Linked DNA regions of Homo sapiens: region 1 is linked to region 2. A link is an interaction called in ENCODE POLR2A ChIA-PET data of the cell type or tissue named here. Cell type or tissue: B cell. All regions are shown on one strand.

Region 1 (5,000 bases), 100 kb before region 2:
CAACAGAGCAAGCCCCTGTCTCTTAAAAGAAAAAAAAAAAAGAAAGGCCAGGCGCGGTGGCTCATGCCTGTAATCCCTGCACTTTGGGAGGCCAAGGCAGGCAGATCGCGTAAGGCCAGGAGTTTGAGACCAGCCTAGCTAACACAGTGAAACCCTGTCTCTGCTAAAAAGTACAAAAATTAGCTGGACATGGTGGCACACGCCTGTAATCCCAGCTACTCTGGAGGCTGAGGCATGAGAATTGCTTGAACCTGGGAGGCAGAGGTTGCTGTGAGCCAAGACTGTGCCACTGCACTCCAACCTGGGCTAACAGAGCAAGACTCTATCTTAAGAAAAAAAAAAAGAAAAGAAAAAGGATCATCATACAAATAGGAGTAGGGCAGCAACAGTGGTTTTGTGTATGGGACACTTCTGTAATGATTAATTTTTTAAATTAATATATGTTACTTTTGTCACTTTAAAAAATGCTTAAGACTAGGGCTGGGCATGCTGGCTTACACCTGTAATCCTAGCGCTTTGGGAGATTGAGGTCAGAGGACTGCTTGAGCCCAGGAGTTCAAGACCAGCCTGGGAATGTGGCAAGACTCCATCTCTACAAAACATCAAAAAATTAGCCAGGTGTGGTGGCACACTCCCGTAGCCCCAGCTACTTGGGAGGCTGCGGTGGGAGGATCATTTGAGAGCCCAGGAGGTTTGTGCCACTGCAATCCAGCCTGGGCAACAGTGTGAGACCCTGTCTCAAAAACAATAATAATAAAAATGCTTAAGATTAGCAACTTCCCTTATAAAATTGTTACAAATTTTATATTTCTTTATAAAATTACTTTATAAAGAATAAGCAAAATGGGAAATATGCTACATGTTACTGAAATAAGCAAGAAATGAAGTTGTATGCATTAACTGCAAAAAATGCAAAGAGAAACGATTTAGGAGAAGAGGAAAACACCTAAATGTCAACAGTGGTTTTACCGGCAAGGGGAAATTATGAGAAGGCTTTTCCCCTCTATTTCCTATAAAGAAATTACATTAGTTTCATGATGAAATATACCTATTGTTTCTTTAAATTAACAATCCAGGCCAGGCACAGTGGCTCACACCTATAATCACAACACTTTGGGAGGCCAAGGTGGACAGATCACCTGAGCTATGAAGTTTGAGACCAGCCTAAGCAACATGGCAAAACCCCATCTCTACAAAAATTAGAAAAATTAGCCAGGTGTGGTGGCATGTGCCTGTAATCCTAGCTACTTGGGAGGCTAAGGCAGGAGAATCACTTGAGCCTGGGAGGCAGAAGTTGCAGTGAGCCGAGATCATGCCATTGCACTCCAGCCTGGGCAACAGTGTGAGACCCTGTCTCAAAAAAAAAAAAAAAAAGAATCCTGTAGGAAAGGTATGAATATGAGCTCATATAATGATAAATCCTTCTTCATTAAAAACTGTACGTCAACTCTACTAAATTTCAGAGGACAGTGAATATTAGTTTCAACAAATATTCTATTTTACCAATAGAATCAAGAAAATAAAATGTCTAAAATTTTATATAAATTTTTTTATAGCCAACTATGAATCCCTTGTGATTTGATATCATAGTTCACAACAAAACATCTTTACTTACTCTGTAAGGCAGTACCACACAGTGATTATAACATGGGTTTTGAAGTATGCTTTCCCAGGTTTGCTCAAAGCTCAGCTCTGCCACTAAAAATCCATGTGGCCTTGAACAATTTAATGAATCTCTCTGCCTCACTTTACTCATATTTATAATGGGAATAATAATAAATAGCCACCTACAATAGTTATGCTGAGTAGACAGTTTAGATAAATTGCTAAATTAGCTCAGTGCCTGTCACACAGGAAACAGTGATAGCAATTATGATTACTATTAAGTTTCCTATTAAAATTTAACCCAAAATTGGCTAAAATAAAAATCAAAATATCAATTTCCCTTTCTGATAGAATACTCACCTTTGCTATTTGTTCAGCAAAATGTATCGCGGTTTGCGTATGGAGTGTAACTGGTCCTGTTTTTATTCTGGAAACTCCATTGGCTAATGCCATGAAAACAATCAGCTATTTAAAAAAGAACAAAGAAAAACCTCACACATTTATTAATATTTGGCATTATAATTCCACTGCTGCCCATAATAAAAATACTACTAGAAATAAAAATTGCTAAAACAGAATTTCTATTTCTTTAGGTTTCCAGACATACTCAGAAGATGACAGAAAACCTATGTTACCCTAAGTCTGTGAGTAGTACAAAAAGGCTTGGTAGCAGCTCTCAACATATAATTTTTTAAATTAATATTTACAAGTAAAATACAGAACAGTAATATACTTAGACCAACTATCTCTACAAGTTGGTATATATAATATGATGTTTATTCTACTCTCTTAAATTACATTTTAACAGCTGAATAGACAGACTAATACTGGGACTTTACTGGGAGTTTAAAGTAGACCTGGGCAAGGAGGAGGAGACTAGAAATAACAGAAACTGTCTTAAGAAACAGGTCAAGAAATCTCGAGGACTATATTTCTAAATGTGGACACTACTGATTTGGGACTAAGGAGACAAAAGTATGGTAGAAAGGAAAATCTATAAAGATAACAGACCATAAAAACAATATTTGGAAATATTCAGTATCACTTCTCACTGTGAGTGAACGTGCTAAGTTTTTTTTGTTTTTCGTTTTTTTTTTTTTTTTTTTTTTGAGACGGAGTCTTGCTCTGCCACCCAGGCTGGAGTGCAGTGGCGCATTCTCGGCTCACTGCAAAACTCCGCCTCCCAGGTTCACGCCTTTCTCCTGCCTCAGCCTCCCGAGTAGCTACGACTACAGGCACCCGCCACCACGCCCGGCTAATTTTTTGTATTTTTTCAGTAGAGACGGGGTTTCACCGTGTTAGCCAGGATGGTCTCGATCTCTTGACCTCGTGATCCGCCCACCTCGGCCTCCCAAAGTGCTGGGATTACAGGCTTGAGCCACCGCGCCATGCAACGTGCTAAGTTTGAGAGGTCTGTGACACGTCCAAGTGGAGGTGTTGACAGGCATAGGGGATATTATGAGCAAGGAGTTAAAGAGAAAGGCCTGGGCTTCGGATATAAATTTGGGAGTTGTCAGCATAAAGACGGTACTTAAGCCATGAGACTGGACAAACTAAGAGAGGGAGCAACTACAGAAAAAGAAAACAAGTATAAGCCAAAGTCCAGGGGCTCATCAAAATTTAGAAGTTGGCCAGGCACAGTGGCTCATGGCCCTTAATCTCAAAACTCTGGGAGGCCAAAGTGGGAGGATCACTTGGGTGCCAGAGTTTAGGATTAGCCTGGTCAACATACTGAGACCTCGTCTCTATAAAAATTAAAACAAAAAAAAGTTTTAAATTAGGTAGGCATGACAGCATGTGCCTGTAGGCCTAGCTACTCAGGAAGCTGAAGCAGGAGGATCACTTGAAACCAGGAGTTCGAGACCAGCCTGGGCAACATAGCAAGACTCTGTCTCCACCAAAAAAAAAAAAATTGTTGTTGAGAAGATGAAAACCATAATAAACTAGCAAAGGAGACTAGAATGTATGGCCAGTGAGATAGGAAGATAACAGTATTTCAGAAACCAAGGAAAGAAAATACTTCAAAAAGGAAGGAGTGGTCAATTGCGCAAAACACTGTAGACACGTAAAGTAAAATGAGGGCTGAAATTTGAGGAATGCAAATCCCAGAATATTTTTTTAAATTATTGAAGTAGGACTTGCTAATTAGTGTCTGAAAGTCAATTATTTAAATTGATATTCAATCTACCACATATTCAAATCTAACAGGTTAGAGGGTTTTTAACCTAAATGTGTCATTACCTGGTCTTGCAGATACTCATCCACAGTACCACCATGTCTAAGATTTGCTAATAGCATTTCGGCAGCTTCAATTCCAACTTTGTCTGCATTTACACCTTAAGATAAGCACAACATTAAAACAAAACAAAACAAAACAAAACAAAACTAATTACTAAGAGACAAAAAGTTTGGTATATCCCAATTAGCACTGGTATACAATTTTTAGGCCTCAAAAACCCACTCAATGCACCTTTTAGAATAAGATCTTTAGTTATTTAATATTCTGAGTGTTTGGGATACACAAGTCTTATACCTTTAAATATACTAGTGGAGGAAAATATAGGCTTCATTAGTCCTATTTAAAATGTACTAATTTATAAAGCCAGTTTATAAGTTAAGTTATGACCCTATAATGCTATGCCTCAATTTCAAAAATTAAAACTTGCAGCCAGGCATGGTGGCTCATGCCTGTAATCCCAGGACTTTGAGAAGCTAAGGTGTAAGAATTGCTTGAGGCCAGGAATTCAAGGCTGGCCTGGGCAACATAGCTAGACGCCATCTACCAAACAAACAAATTCCCCTCCCAAATCCTAGAAAAGCATGCGTGTTACAATTAGTCTGCAGGTAATTCCATCAGAATTAAAGAATTTGGCTCAGTGCGGTGGCTCACGCCTGTAATCCCAATGCTTTGGGAGGCTGAGGCGGATGGATCACTTGAGGTCAGGAGTTTGAGGCCAGCCTGGCCAAAATGGCAAAACCCCATCTCTACTAAAAATACAAAATTTAGCTGGGCATGGTGGTGCATGCCTGTAATCCCAGCTGCTCAGGAGGCTGAGGCAAGAGAATCACTTGAACCTGGGAGGTGGAGGTTGCAGTGAGCTGAGATTGTGCCACTGTACTCCATCCTGGGTGACAGAGCAGGACTCTGCCAAAAAAAAAAAAAAAATTAAAGAATTTTTTTAAAGTCAGGAAATTACATTTTATGTAAAAAAAGAGCATATAACATTATCAGATAAAATATTTTAGAGTTTTATTTCCTCTAAGATTTGAACAGGTATTCGCTTATTTTAAATATAAGTCAGAATATTTACCCTCTTGCCCTATTCCCTATCTCTCCATACATATTCCAAATCTTTGGTACAACACTGAATACAAAGTAAGTCTGTCACAAGTAG
Region 2 (5,000 bases):
AATTTTTCTTAGCTATTTTAGTAACTTAAATATTTAAGGTATTAAAAGATTGAAACTGTGGGCCGGGGTCATGCCTGTAATCCCAGCACTTTGGGAGACTGAGGTGGGTGGATCACCCGAGGTCAGGAGTTTGAGACCAGCCTGGCCAACATAGTGAAACCCCATCTCTACTAAAAAATACAAAAATTAGCTGGGTGTGGTGGTGGGTGCCTGTAGTCCCAGCTACTTGGGAGGCTGAGGCAGGAGAATTGCTTGAACCTGGGAGGTGAAGGTTGCAGTGAGCCCAGATCACACCACTGCACTCCAGCCTGGGCAACAGAGCAAGACTCTGTCTCAAAAAAAAAGATTGAAACTGTGGGGAAATGTAGCAGAAGTCATATGAGACTGACTGGAATCAGAGTTTAAGGTCCAGGGGAAAGACATTTGGTGTCCACCAACATTCCCCACCTCTCCTTAGAAACAGTCTCTGTTTTGTGAGACCAAGTGGTTCAAGTTAGGATGTAGCCATAACTTTCTAATATAAATCTCAAAATATGGAGAAGAATGACCCATTAACATTTGGCAAGTGTACAGTCTGTTATTTAAGAGTTTTCCTTGCATAGACACACAGACACACACACATCCATCCACCCAACCTTACCTGGAAGATTTCCACATAAAGGAGTATCGGTGTTCACAACAGTGTAGTACTGGCATAAAGACAGACATAAAGACCAATGGAATAGAATAGAGGCCCAGAAATAAACCCTCACATATATGGTCAAATGTTTTTCTGACAAGGGTGCCAAGACAATTCACACTCTTGTGAAAGGGGAAAGAACAGTCTTTTCAGCAAGTGGTGCTGGGAACACTAGAATGAAGAATACAAAAGAATGAAGTTGGACCCTGCTATGGTCTGAATGTTGTGTCCCCCCCATTAATTCATACATTGAAACCTAATCCCCAAGGTGATGGTATTAAGAAGTGGGGCTTTTGGGAGATAATTAGATCATAAGGACATTGCCTTCATAAATGGGATTAGTGTCCTTATAAAAGAGGCCCTGAAGGAGCTTGTTTCACCTGTGAGGATACAGGGAGAAAGTACTACCTATGAGGAATACACCCTTGCCAAACACCAAATCTGCTGGTGCCTTGATCTTGGACTTCCCAGCCTCCAGAACTATGAGCAATAAATTCTGTCATTTAGAAATTGTCCAGTCTCGGCTGGGTGCAGTGGCTTATCCCTGTAATCCCAGCATTTTGGAGGCTGAGGCTGGTGGACTGCTTAAGCTCAGGAGTTTGAGACCAGCCTAGGCAACATAGTGAAACTCCAACTCTATCAAAAATAAAAAATAAAAAATTAGTTGGGCATGGTGGTGCATGCCTGTAGTCCCAGCTACTCAGGAGGCTGAGGTCAGAGGACCACTTGAGCCCAGGAGGTGGAGGTTGTGGTGCGTGATCACACCACTGCACTCCAGCCTGGTGACAGAGTGAGACTCTGTCTCAAAAAAAAAAAAAAAAAAAAAGGAATTACCCATTCTATCTCAGATGTAAGGATGGATCAACATACACAAATCTATAAATGTGATACACCACATTAACAGACTAAAAGACACAAATCATTTGATCATTTCAATAGATGTAAAAAAAAGCATTTGACACAATTCAGCATCCTTTCATTTAAAAAACTGAGCAAATTAGGTATAGAAGGAATGTACCTCAACACAAGAAAGACCAGATGTGACAAACCCACAGCCAACATTATACTCAATGGTGAAGAGTTGAAAGCTTTTTCTATAAGATCAGGAACAAGACAAGGATGCTGTATTAATCTGTTCTCTCACTGCTATAAAGATACTACCAAAAGAGGCTTAATTGACTCACAGTTCTGCATGACTGGAGAGGCCTCAGGAAACTTACAGCAGAAGACAAAGGGGAAGCAAAGCTTGTCTTACATGGCAGCAGGCAAGAGAGAGAGCAAGAAGGGGGAAGCACCAGACACTTATCAAACAACCAGATCTTGTGAGAACTCACTATCACGACAACAGCATGGGGGAAACCACCCCCATGATCCAATCACCTCCCTCCAAGTCCCTCCCTTGATATGTGGGGATTACAATTTGAATTACAATTTGATATGAGATTTGGGTGGGGACACAGCCAAACCATATCAGATGCCCACACCTGTCACTTCTACTCAATATAGTACTGTAAGTTTTAGCCAGAGCAATTAGGAAAGATAAAGAAATAAAAGGCATACAAATTGGAAAGGAAAATGTTAAATTGTCCCTGTTTACAGATTACATGATCTTATATATTAAAAAAAAAACTCTAATGACTCCACCAAAAAAAAAAAGTTAAGACTAATAAAGTCAGTAAAGTTGCAGGATATAAAATTAACATACAAAAATCATTGTGTTTCTATACACTAACAACAAACTATCCAAAAAGGAAATAAAAAATATTTTACAATAGCTAGAAAGAAAAAAAAATACTTAGAAATAAATTCAACTAGAGGTGAAAGATCTGTCCACTGCAAACTATAAAACATTGATGAAAAAAATTGAAGACATAAATAAATGAAAAGATATCCCATGTTCATAGATTGGAAGAATTAATATTGTTAAAGTGTCCATACTACCCAAAGTGATCTACAGATTCAATGAAATCTCTATCAAAATCCTAATGACTGTTTTCACAGAAATAGAATAAACAATCCTAAAGTTCCACAAAAGACTTCAAATAGCCAAAGCAATCTTGAGCAAAAAGAACAAAGCTGGGGTGTTGACACTACCTGACTTCAAAATATACCACACCGCTACAGTAATCAAACAGCATGATAAGGCTGGACACAGTGACCCACGCCTATAATCACAACACTTTGGGAGGCTGAGGCAGAAGGATTGCTTGAGCCCAGGAATTCAAGACCAGCCTGGGCAACACAGGCAGAACCTGTCTCTGCAAAAAATGTTTTAAATGCTGGGTATGGTGGCGTGTGCCTGTGGCCCCAGCTACTCAGGAGACTGAGGTGGGAGAATTGCTTGGGCCTGGGAGGTCGAGGCTGCAAAGAGTTCTGATTGTACCACTGCACTCTAGCCTGGGCAACACAGTGAGATCCTGCCTCAAAAAAGGCTGCAAGAAAACAGCATGATAGCCAGGTGCAGAGGCACATGCCTATAGTCCCAGCTACTAGGGAGGCTAAGGCAGGAGGATTGCTGGAGCCCAGGAGTTCAATGCCAGCCTGGGCAACATAGTGAGACCCTGTCTCTAAAAATACAAATAAGTAAAACAGTATGGTACTGGCATAAAAACAGACGCAGACCGATAGAACAGAATAGAGAGCCCAGAAATAAATTCACACATTTATGGTCAATTGGTTTTTTGTTTGTTTTGAGACAGGGTCTCCCTTTGTCACCCAGGCTGAAGTGCAGTGATGCTATCATAGCTTACTGCAGCCTTGAGCTCTTGGGCTCAAAGGATCCTCCTGCCTCACCCTCCTGAGTAGCTAAGATTACAGGTGTGCCCCATTATGCCCAGCTAATTAAAACTTTTTTTTTTTTTTGTAGAGGCAGGGGCTTGCTATGTTGCCCAGGTTGGTTTCAAACTCCTGACCTCAAGCAATCCACACATCTCAGCCTCGTAATGTGCTTGGATTACAGGCATAAGCCAATATGCCCAGCCAACAGTCAACTGATTTTTGACAAAGGTGCCAAGAACACACAATCAGCAAACAACACTCTCTTCACTCAATGGTGTTGGGACAACTGGATATCCATATACAGAGGAATAAAACTAATACTTCATGCTACATTAAAAAATAAACTACAAATGAATTAAAGACTTAAATATAAGACCTAAAACTATAAAACTACTAGAAGAAACCATAGAAGAAAAGCTCCATGACATTCATCTGGGCAATAATTTTTTGGATACAAATCCAAAAACACAGGCAACAAAAACAAACATTGACAAATGGGATTACACCAAACTAAAAATCTCTTGCACGGCCAAGAACACAAACAACAAAGTGAAGAGACAACCTGTCTGCAAATCATACATCCGATAAGGGGTTAATAAAAAAAAAAAAAAAAAAAAAGAAACTCAACTCAGCAATGAGAAAACAAAGAACTCAATTTAAAAATTGGCAAAGGATCTGAGTAGACATTTCTCCAAAGAAGACATAAAAATATCCAACAGGTATATGAAAAAGTGCCCCAAATCAAAAATCACAGTGAGATATCACCTCACGCCTGTTAGAATGACTGTTATCAAAAACACAAAAGATAACACGTGTTGGTGAGGATGTGGAGAAAAGGAAACCCTTGCACATTGTTGGTGGGAATGTAAATTAGTACAGCCCTTGTGAAAAACAGTATGGAGATTCCTAAAAAAAATTAAAAATTAAAAAACTACTATAGGATCCATTAATCCAGTACTAAGTACGTATCCAAAATAAAGGAAATCAGTATGTCAAACAGATATCTGCACCCTGATGCTTATTACAATATTATTCACACTAGCCAAGATGAAATGAACCTAAGTGTTCATCAACAGATGAATGGATAAAGAAAATGCATATGTACACAATGGAGTGTTATTCAGCCTTGAAAAAGAAAGAAATCCTGTCACTAGCAACAACATGAATAAATGTGGAAGACATTATATTAAGTGAAATAAGCCAGGAACAGAAACACAAATATACCACTTAATTTCACTTATACACGGGATCTAAGAAAGTTGAACTCATAGAAGTAGAGAATATGGTGGTTACCAGAGACTTGGGAGAGGGGTTGGGGAAACAGACAAACAAACTACCTATTTCAAAATTTTTTTATAGCAGCCTGAGCAGACTAAGACAGACCCTTACCCAATACCATGTATAAAAATTAACTCAAGCCGGGCGCGGTGGCTCACGCCTGTAATCCCAGCACTTTGGGAGGCCGAGGCGGGCGGATCACGAGGTCAGGAGATCGAGACCACGGTGAAACCCCGTCTCTACTAAAAATACAAAAAATTAGCCG

What was found. ChIA-PET counts read pairs that join two places held together with the same protein. Peaks named below come from ENCODE experiments on the same cell type or tissue, not always from the same donor. Only the 100,000 strongest peaks of a DNase experiment are listed, where the experiment ranks them.
Region 1: POLR2A ChIA-PET joins it to region 2 with 6 read pairs; 5 of 35 experiments call an interaction of 5 or more read pairs at or near these places.

Annotation. Positions count from the first base shown.
Region 1 is chr1:100,284,169-100,289,168 of GRCh38, reverse strand. It overlaps RTCA (RNA 3'-terminal phosphate cyclase), which reads right to left. Exons shown (of 11, transcript NM_003729.4): 9 at 3,847-3,941; 10 at 1,966-2,070. Among named protein-coding and RNA genes, the nearest start is that of MIR553, 5.4 kb to the right of the region's middle. In B cell, no CTCF peak of the experiment used is centred here; no DNase peak of the experiment used is centred here.
Region 2 is chr1:100,181,673-100,186,672 of GRCh38, reverse strand. No RefSeq gene overlaps it. Among named protein-coding and RNA genes, the nearest start is that of LRRC39, 5.9 kb to the right of the region's middle. In B cell, no CTCF peak of the experiment used is centred here; a DNase peak (open chromatin) is centred at 1,932; H3K27ac peaks cover 998 bases.